Linked DNA regions of Homo sapiens: region 1 is linked to region 2. Evidence: read pairs that join two places in POLR2A ChIA-PET (ENCODE). Cell type or tissue: GM12878. All regions are shown on one strand. Links, peaks and the distances in the headings refer to the core of each region. The heading gives the core; the rest is flanking DNA.

Region 1 (5,380 bases), core at 318-5,317, 180 kb after region 2:
CTGGTTTCAATTCCTGACCTCAGGTGATCCGCCTGCTTCCGCCTCCCAAAGTGCTGGGATTACAGGCGCGAGCCACCGCGCCTGGCCAGCCTTTCACTATTGAATATGATGTTAGTTGAAGGTTAATCATAAGTAGCCTTTATGATGTTAAGGAAGTTTTCTTCTATTTCTAGTTCATTGGGTAGGTTTTTTTGTTTGTTTGTTTTTCACGAAAGGGTGTGGGATTTTGTCAAATGCTTTTTCTGTATCAATGGAGATGATTATGTAATTTTTTTCCATTCTGTTAATGTGGTATATATTACATTGACTGATATTTGTATGTTGAATTATCCTCACATTCCAGGAATAAATCTTACTTTTTCGTAGTGTATAATCTTCTTAACATATTGCTAACCAGGCATGGTGGCTCATGCCTGTAATCCCAGCACTTTGGGAGGCCAAAGCAGAGGATTGCCTGAGCTCAGGAGTTCACGACCAGCCTGGGCAACACAGTGAAACCCCGTCTCTACTAAAATACAAAAAATTAGCTGGGTGTGGCGGCGTGTGCCTTTAGTCCCAGCTACTCGGGAGGCCGAGGCAGGAGAATTGCTTGAATCTGGGAGGTGGAGGTTGTAGTAAGCTGAGCTCACGCCACTACACTCCAGCCTGGTTGGTAGAGCAAGACTCCATCTCAAAAAACAAAAACAAAAACAAACCCAAAACATATTGCTAACTTTAGTTTGCTAGTAATTTGTGGATACATTTTTGTATCGTACTGCTTCAGTATCCTTACTAGTTATAGGTCTATTCACATTTTTTATTTCTTTTTAATTAAATTTTAATAGATTGTTTCTAGGAGCTTATCCACTTCATCTAGGTTATCCAATTTGCTGGCATACAATTCTTCACAATATTCTTTTATAATCCTTTTGATTTCTGTAAATTCGTAATGTTTCTTCTTTTCCTTCCTTCCTTCCTTTCTTTCCTTCTTTCCTTTTCTTCCTGTTTATTCTTTTCATTACAATCTCTGATTTTCATGACAGTCAATCTCAAGGGAAAGCTATGACCACCTCCATGTGAACCTGAAAATGGATATCCTATGTGTTTGGCCCAGCTACCATAGACATCTCTTGCCCCAGAGTTCCGGTGTATTTTTCCCTCTTAGTTTTTCGGTTCCTCTCCGCCATTGCACCAGCCTCAGGTCCACATAGGATGCTCTCTGCTGAGTATTGCCTTGAGTTACTGCTCTCTCTCATGTTCTAGCTGATGCTACTCGTGATCACAGTATCACCTGAGTAGGAAAGAGGATGCTAGAGGTAAAAAATGCTACCACAGCATTTTGTTTGTTTATAAAATGTTAGACCCTGGTCCCCTCCATTTTTTTCCCCTTTCATATCTAAATTTTGAGACCACTGGCCTCTAACAGTCTGTAGTAGCCCTAAGTTCAAGGTGTCATATGCTTCTCTGGTGCCTGTTAGTGAGCCAAATAGAGAAACACTATGCTAGAGAGACTGCTGACCAGGAAGATCACATCAAACCAATGGTAACAGAAATTGAACTGCAGTTCTCCAAGGACTTCGGTAATTATGGTGCATATTCTAGAGGCATACTCATTCAGATTAGAAGCGCAGAGGAGACAAAGTACATGCCCATTATCTGTGCTAATAGCAGGACATTGACACTGGAGGACTTACTGCTAGAGATGGCATAAAAGAACGTGGTATGAGCAATCCTCTGATGGATGTGGCGATGATTATTCCAACAAGAATGGAGGAAATGTGTTGGGACCAAAATTTCACATCACACTGGATTCCCAGATAATTCACAGTGATCTCAACGCCTCTTGTGACAGGATCCATTTTCCCAACTCGATCAAAAGCAATGTTGATGGTGCCATGAAAATTTTTCAAACACAGTAAATAGAGAAAAAGTAACCCAGAAAATTGAAATATTTCCTTTTGAAGGTTTTGGAGTATTCTGTTCTCTCCTTGGTAGCGTACAGATCAGCTGTTTTCAGAAAAAGCTGCCTGCTTAGTTCTTCCAAAGCATCCACTTCCTGTTGAGTAAGTGGTAATACTTTCTATCATTCCCCAGAATCCTGATGGTTTGTTATGCACCTCCCCTTTCTGGAACATCGTTCTCTGTGCCATTGCCATCCTTTTCTTTGTGGTTATGATCATATCCATGGTTTGGAGCAGTCGCTGTTCCAGGGCTAGAATATCTGTGTCAGTCACATTCCTGAGGAAATAAGACATCAAAGTGTATGTGCAGTAGACGGCACCAAATCCAGAAAGGAGGGCCATGAGAGTAACTCCAATCACACCAACCCAGCTGATGAGCTGTTCTATGGATAAGATCCCATGTTTTGGGCTGAGAATGGGAAAGGAATCTCCTAGTTTCCAGAAAAAACAGATAAAGGTCAACCACAAGAGACAGGAAAAAAGCAGTCGTTGTTTATGCACTAAGACAGAGGAGACAAAAGTAGTCGGATGTTGCTCACAATAAAATAGCCAGTTTAAAAACGCACCATGAAAACCAGAATCAGCAGAATTACACCTAGGTTCAATTTCCAGTAAAAATAACGACAGCTGCTACTCAATACTCCAAAGATTTCAAAGATGATGAGCTCAAACATAGTGCAAGAAAATGCAAACGTCACAGAGAAGATCACCTGTACAACATACTGACGCACCTCATAGTTCTTAAACAATTGGCACATGAAGAAAAGCCACCCAAATTAAAAAAAAATAGTATCTGGGAGGTAATCACGATGCTGGAATCAATCAGGAAGCCTATGGTGAAGTGTAGGGAGGGCTCCTGCCTCCATTTCCCACTTCCAAGGCCGCGGCACGCTGGGGCCACCGGCCTCTCACACAGGCGGCCTTCGCCCAGGTGCAGCCGTAGGGACTGCGGCTCGTCAGCCTGACGCCATCAAGCTGCGCCCCAGCCAGCCAGTCAATGGCTGTGTCCAGAGCTTCCCGCCTCGGGCTCAGCGTAGGTGGAGCGGACGCCTCCACTTTCATTTCTGATTTTAGTCTTCTGCGTCTCCTCTCTTGTTTATTTGTTTGTTTGTTTTTTGAGACAGAGTCTCACTCTATTGCCCAGACTTCGGTGGTGCCATTTCGGCTCACTGCAACCTCCGCCTCCTGGGTTCAGACGATTCTCCTGCCTCAGTCTCCTGAGTAGCTGGGATTACAGGCGCCGCCACAACGCTAGGCTAACTTTTGTATTTTTAGTAGAGACGGGGCTCTCGCCATGTTGGCCAGGCTGGTCTCGAACTCCTGACCTCAGGTGATCTGCCCACTTCGGCCTCCGAAAGTGCTACAGTTACAGGCATGAGCCACCGCGCCCGGCCCGCTCTTCTTTTTTCTTGGTTCATTTAGCTAAATGTTTGTCAATTTTGGTGAACTTTTCAAAGAACCAACTTTTGGTTTCATTGATTTTCTATATTGTTTCCAGCCTGTCCTTTCCGATGGCTTGCCTTTTCTGACAGCCTGCCCTATGGATTTAGCAATTACTAGCCAGGTTCACAGTTGCATAAGCCAATTCCTTAAAAAAAAATCAACCTCTCACATATAAATATTCATCTGGATGATTCTCCACAAACCGAATAAACCCCGCCTACCAGCATGCAGCTCAAGAGCACCCTAAGTTCCTTTCCAATCACTATGCGGAGGGAACCACTATTGCGACTCGCCCCACACCCACCGGCGAGAAGGCAGGGTCTTGCTTTGTAGTCCAGGCTGGAGGGCAGGGCGTAATCAGCTCACTTGAACTCCTGGGCTAAAGTGATCCTCCCTCCTCAGCATAAGCGACTAAAGGCTGGCTAATTTTTAAATTTTTTTTTGTAGAGACGGTGTCTTAATTATGTTGCCAGGGCTAGCTTCTAACTCCTGGCTCAAGTGATCCATCCGCTTCAACCAACTAAAGTGCTGGGATTGCAGGCGTGAGACACTGCGCACCGGATCACTGAAGCTGGACTGTATAGACATAGCTCCTTTTTTTTTTTTTTTTTTTTTTTTTTTTGAGACAGAGTTTCCCTCTTTGTTGCCCAGGTTGGAGTGCAGTGGCGCGATCACGGCTCACTGCTGCCTCCGCCTCCCGGGCTCAAGCGATTCTCCTGTCTCAGCCTCCGGAGTAGCTGGGATTACAGGCGCCTGCCACCACGCCCGGCTAATGTTTGTATTTGTAGCAGAGATGGGGTTTCACCATCTTGGCCAGGCTGGTCTTGAACTCCTGACTGCGTGATCCACCCGCCTCGGACTTCCAAAGTGCTGGGATTACAGGCGTGAGCCACCGCACCCGGCCTGAGACCTGGGAATTTTAGGAGAATCATTGGGTTGAACAAAAATTAGACACAGGCTGGGTGCGGTGGCTCATGCTGTAATCCCAGCACTTGGGAGGCTGAGGCAGGAGAATCGCTTGAACCCGGGAGGTGGAGGTTGCAGTGAGCCGAGATTGTGCCATTGCACTCCAGCCTAGGGGACAAGAGCCAGACTCCGTCTCAAAATAAAATAAAATAAAATAAAAAATAAAATAAAATAAAATAAAATAAGAAAATAAAAAAATAAAATAATATTCCCAGGTCTCACTTAATAGGCTGTCCAAAGCCAGTCTTGGACGCCATTAGGGAGACTCCTACCCTTTTTGCCTTACCTTTCTTTCACGTCAAAGTAATTCTGTGAATCATTGTTCTCTCGCTTTTCAAGTGGAGTCTCCTTCCTAGTTGGAGAATAGTAGCTCCTTGTCACTACTGCAGACACCCTTAGGGAGGACACCTGTGGTTTCCTGCCTTGCTTATTAGATGTCTACAATTTTTTCTTGGATTATTTTTTGAATAAATAACTTGGCTTCATTCACCATTCCAGATACTATTATTGCCACTTTACTATATGCTTACAGTATGTGTTAAATTATTTAATTTTATTAATTGAAAACAGTTTTTTGAGACAAGGTCTCGCTAGGTTACCCAGGCTGGTCTCGAACTCCTAGGCTCAAGCTACACTCCTATCTCAGACTCCCAAGTAGCTAGAATTATAGGTACATGCCACCCTGCCTGGCTTAATTTTTATGATAAGTAACACATTCACTTGGTTCAAACATCTTGAGTACAGAAAAAAAAATGCAGCTAATATCACCTTCCTCTTTCTCATCCACCCAGTTCCCAGCTTTTTAATTTAATTAATTTATTTTTCTTACGTGCTATCATGTCAAAGTACAGTTCCTAGCATTTTAAACAGGCTACCATTGTCATGAATTTCCTGCTATCTTTCCAGAGATTTTTAAAAGTGCAAATACAGTCTAATACAAATACATATTCTCTTCCACCCTGGCCCAGTCTGTATATTTAAAAGAGCATAAGGAGGCCGGGCGCGGTGGCTCACGCCTGTAATCCCAGCAC
Region 2 (5,380 bases), core at 194-5,193:
CACCAGAATTATCCTATATGTTCTCCCCAAATTGAGTATAGATGTAATGCAATTGCTATCAAAATTCCAGTAGAATTTTTTGGAGATAGAGAAAAGCTGATTCTAAACTTTATATGGATAGATGAAAGAATTAGAATAGCTAAATCAATTTTGAAAAAATGCAGTGAATAATCACATTACCTGATTTTCAGATTTAATACCAACTTCAGTAATCAAGATAGTAAAGTATTGGCAGAAATATAAACATGTAGATCAATTGATCAGAACAGAGATTCCAGAAATAAATTTACACAAATATGGCGAATTGATTTTTGACAAAGGTGCAAATAAAATAAATGAAGAAATTAAAATTGTTCAACAAATAATATTGGGACAATGGGCTATCCATATGCAAAGGAAAGAAAGAAAGGAGAGAAAAGGAGAGAAAGAAAGGAAGGAAAAAAAGTAAGGAAGGCGTGGAAGAAAGAAGTGAAGGAAAAGTGGAAGGAAGAAAGAAAAGATATCCTAACATAAATCTAACAATTTATACAAAAATTAACTAAAAAATTGATCATATATGCAAATGTAAACATAAAACTATAAAACTGTTAAAAGAAAACATAACAGAATATCCACATGACCTTGAGTTGGGTGATGAGTTCTTAGATATGGCACTTTCCAAAAAAGAAAAAAAAATACATTGGACTTAATCAACTTTTAACACATTTGCTCTGCAAAAGAAACTGTTAAGACATTGAAAAAAATAAAGACTGGCAGAAAATATTTGTAAGTCATGTATCTGATAGAGAAATTTTATCTAGAATATATAAAGAATCCTTAAAACTCAGCAATAAGAAAACAACCCAATAAAAATTGGGTAAAGGCATAAACACTTTACCAAACAGAGTATAAGGATGGCAAATAAGCACACAAAAAATGTTTGACATCATTAGCCATTATGAAATGCAACTTTTTTTTTCACAATTGCCCCAAACTGGAAACAAATGTCACACAACACAAATGTCCTTCAATGAGTGGATAAACTGTGGTACATCCGTGCAATGGAATTCTATTCAAGAGCAAAAAGGAATGAAATTTTGATATTTGTAACAACTTGGGAAAATCTTCATTTATTTCTTTTTTTTGAGACGGTGTCTTGCTCTGTAGCCCAGGTTGGAGTGCAGCAGCGCGATTTAGGCTCACTGCAAGCTCCGCCTCCCGGGTTCGCGCCATTTTCCTGGCTCAGCCTTCCGAGTAGCTGGGACTACAGGCGCCCGCCACCACGCCCGGCTAATTTTTTGTATTTTTAGTAGAGACAGGGTTTCATCGTGTTAGCCAGGATGGTCTCGATCTCCTGACCTCGTGATCCGTCCTCCTCGGCCTCCCAAGGTGCTGGGATTACAGGCGTGAGCCACCGCTCCCAGCCAACTTGGGTAAATCTTAAGGCATTATGCTAAGCAAAAGAAGCTGATCTCAAAAAGTTACATACTGTATGATTCCATTTCTACATTTTCCAAAAGGCCAAAATATACAAATGGAAAGAGTATTTATGATTGTCAGCTGCTATGTGTGGGATTAGGATGAGACTATAAAGGAACAGTGCTAGGGAGGCTTATGGACTGATAGAACTGGTGTGTATCCTGATATGGTAATGGGTATGTGTATATACATGTAAGTGCTTTTTAAAAGTCAATTTTACTTAATACTTTTTAAAAATACAGATAGCTCCCATTTGTGGCATAGACTGTACCTTCTCCATGGTTTCTGTGAGAAACACTTTCACCGAGCTCTTGAAAGAGTTTATTTTGAGCAGGGTTTGGAGGAGAGAAAACCCGGTGAGACCCTGGAGCACTGCACGTTGCCAGTGAAGGAGGATTACTGTGGTTACTAGCTTATTTACTTCGGGCAGCTCAGCGACATTTTGACAGCAAACACATACACCGCCAGGGCAGAATTAGAGAGGGGCTAACGATGATATAAGTGCTCCTGTTCGTTCCGCTTTACATTAACCAGAGGGGTGAAAGATGATACAAGTTCTCCTGTATTTTCCGTATTATATTAACCTGACCCCATTTTAGGGTAAAATTTCAAACGTAGTCGGCAGGATTCGAACCTGCGCGGGGAGACCCCAATGGGTTTCTAGTCCATCACCTTAACCACTCGGCCACGACTACAGACATGACAGCATGACTACAGACATGACAGCACAACTACAGACATGACAGAACTTCGGAAGCACTAAGATAAGTGTATCCACCACAGGAGCATCTTTATTTTGAACAAACCGGGTCAATTCAGAAACCAGCTCCCCTGGGGGCAAGTTTGGCTCTGTGCTGGTTGCTGGAGTCCTCGAAACTGAAAACAAATTTACTCACCACGGAGGTGGAGCCCGGCCTTAATCCTAGTTTTAAACCTGGGACCTTTTGCTAGACGATGGGACCTTCTGCTAGAACTTCCAGGAGACCAACCTCTCCTCACTGAATGACACTGTTGCTTAATGGATTTCAGAAAAGGAAATGCTCCCTCAGCTAAGCTGAGGGAGAGAAAAACGATACAGAAAACCTCTGGATCTTCTCACTTGGTGTCCCTAAGCCCCTAAATGTAAACCTAAAATATTTATCTCATTGTGTTTGGGAAATTGTTTTGCAAATGACAACGCGCTCTCACTTTCCAGACGGGTTAAGAAGAAATTTGCAAGTAAAGCCGGCCCGTGAGTTCTTTTCCTGGAAAATCCTAGATCCTAACAGACCCTAGTTACTTTCTAAAAAATTGAACACTTGGTTTAATTTTCTGAACAATGCAATGGTTGATCAAACCAATTTAACCAATAAAGCACATGTCCAGTTCTCCTTTTTACGTTTGTAACTCGCCAGTTCCTTTAGCAGAATGTCCAGATGCTCTATAGAAATGAAATGAAATGAAAAAAACAAAAACAAAAAACCAAAAAACAAAGAACTCTAAATGTGGATGCCAGATCCCAAGATGCATAGATGTACAGATCCCACTTTATGGTCAGAAAAATGTTAATCGACAAAATGAATTTGATGCATCTTGAGAAAGCTAATTGTTTGGTTTTAATATATTATATTTAACCGGAAGTAACAAAGTGCCTTTTACATAGCATTCTATTTAATTCATATATCACGGAGAAAGTTTTTTTCCAGAAAACTGAATCTTTTTCAAAATCAAATAATTTCCTTTTATCTGTACCTAGAGAAAGTTAATTATGTCATGACTGATAAACAGAATAAATGTGGTCATGGAAAGTAAGAATGCATCACACTTACTTTCTATATATAGATGTTTATATCGAACAAGAGCATTACTAATGTGTTTTTTATTGGCCATCTTTGGAAAACGTGCAGTCATTTGCTTTAAAAGATTGTATAATGTATTTTAAATCTTTATTTTCAGCTGGGCGCGGTGGCTCACACCTGTAATCCCAGCACTTTGGGAGGCCGAGGCGGATAGATCACCTGAGGTTAGGAGTTCCAGACCAGCCTGACCAATATGATGAAACCCTGTCTCTACTAAAAATACAAAAATTAGCTGGGCGTGGTGGCATATGCCTGTAATCCCAGCTACTCCGGAGGCTGAGACAGGAGGATTACTTGAACTCGGGAGGCGGAGATTGCAGTGAGCCGAGACTGAGCCATTGCACTCCAGCCACTTCAGCCTGGGCAACTAGAGTAAAATTCCTTCTCAAAAATAAATACATAAATAAATATTTATTTATTTTCTGCCTGTCCCTTTAGGACTATTTTTGGAGCAGGCCTCTGTCATGAGGGTTTCTGAAAAATTATTTGAAAGTCGCAATCTTTTGTTATGAATAAAAAGTTTATAAGAATTTTTAATCAAAATATATATGCAAAATAATGTTTAAAGTTCTATTAAATATTCTCAGGTGAGAAGGACAAAGAAGGCTTCATGAATTCTACAAACCTCTAAATGCTCATTAGAGGTAACATGCTCATTAGAGGAATTATTTCAGTAACTAACAAATTCAAAAAGCATATGATTGTGAAAGTTACTGAACAAGACAGTTGATCAAACCAAGGACTACTTAAGGAAAACATTCAACGACATCAAAGTCCTTGGATCTACATTTCGAGGGTTCATCTTTCTTGTGTCAATATGTGAAATAAATGTCTCTCTTTCTTTCTCTCTCTTTTTCTTTTCTTTCTTTTTTGAGACGGAATTTAGCTCTTGTTGCCCAGGCTGGAGTGCAATGGCATGATCTCGGCTCACCGCAACCTCCGTCTCCCGGGTTTAAGCGATTCTCCTGCCTCAGCCTCCGGAGTAGCTGAGATTACAGCCATGCGCCACCACGCCCCGCTAATTTTGTATTTTTAGTAGAGACAGGGTTTCTCTATGTTGATCAGGCTGGTCGCGAACTCCCAACTTCAGGTGATCCGCCCGCCTGGGCCTCCCAAATTGTTCGGATTAGAGGCGTGAGCCACCGCGCCCGGTCTTAATCTTAATTAATTAGAAAAATTTGCTGGGCGCGGTGGCTCACGCCTGTAATCCCACCATTGTGGGAGGCTGAGGTGGGCGAATCACCTGAGGACGGGAGTTCGAGAACAGCCTGACCAACAAGGAGAAACCCCATCTCTACTAAAAATACAAAAAAAATTACCTGGGCGTGGTAGCGCACGCCTGTAATCCCAGCTACTCGGGAGACTGAGGGAGGAGAATCGTTTAAACCCGCGAGGCGGACGGAGGTTGCGGTGAGCCGAGATCGTGCCACTGCACTCCAGCCTGGGCAACAAGAGCGAAACTCCTTCTAAAAAAAAAAAAAAGAAAGAAAGAAAGAAAAAGAAATCTTGCGTAATGATAGCTAACTCACACTTGGGGGTGTGGAGGGGAGGAGAAAGAACACTCATAATCCCACCTCCCCGAAACCAGCAATAGTAGCACATTGGTCTCTTTTCCTCCTCTCCCCATATTTTGAAGTCATATAGAATATAAAGTGTGCCAACATCCTCCAGCCAAAAATGTTCAGAAATACACCTGTAGTTGAATAAATTAGGTTTATTATTCCTTACAGCAAGCAAGAACACACACCATAAGGAAGCGTAGGGCACCTCGGTAAGATTATTATAAAGTATTAATACTTACAGGATCTACATATCTTGTGTTAGGTGATTTTAGGGGAAGTTTTAAAGAAGCAGAGATTGTTCTTGATTAGATGCTGTCTGAAAGCAGTGGGGAATTCTGTAATTAGATAGCTTAACAGATCTTATCTAGAAGGAGTAAAAACAGAGCTAGACTAGCTTCTTGGAAAACCTGTTCTCTGGGACTGTGCGTTTTCTTTTGGCTCCTATGTCCTCCCTCCCTTGGAAAGAGACTTCTTTGGAACACCCATCCCTCCTTCACTAAGGAGCAGAGCGTGAACTTTTTC

What was found. Peaks named below come from ENCODE experiments on the same cell type or tissue, not always from the same donor. Only the 100,000 strongest peaks of a DNase experiment are listed, where the experiment ranks them.
Region 1: POLR2A ChIA-PET joins it to region 2 with 10 read pairs; 5 of 35 experiments call an interaction of 5 or more read pairs at or near these places.

The regions. Positions count from the first base shown.
Region 1 is chr6:27,735,578-27,740,957 of GRCh38, forward strand. It overlaps the pseudogene GPR89P. Among named protein-coding and RNA genes, the nearest start is that of TRT-AGT4-1, 12 kb to the left of the region's middle. RefSeq lists enhancers at 1,997-3,196, 2,660-2,779, 2,790-3,129. In GM12878, for the core only: no CTCF peak of the experiment used is centred there; no DNase peak of the experiment used is centred there; H3K4me3 peaks cover 1,244 bases; H3K27ac peaks cover 811 bases.
Region 2 is chr6:27,551,342-27,556,721 of GRCh38, forward strand. It overlaps TRS-AGA4-1 (tRNA-Ser (anticodon AGA) 4-1), which reads right to left and starts at 2,153; the gene lies at 2,072-2,153. In GM12878, for the core only: no CTCF peak of the experiment used is centred there; a DNase peak (open chromatin) is centred at 2,120; H3K4me3 peaks cover 1,505 bases; H3K27ac peaks cover 510 bases.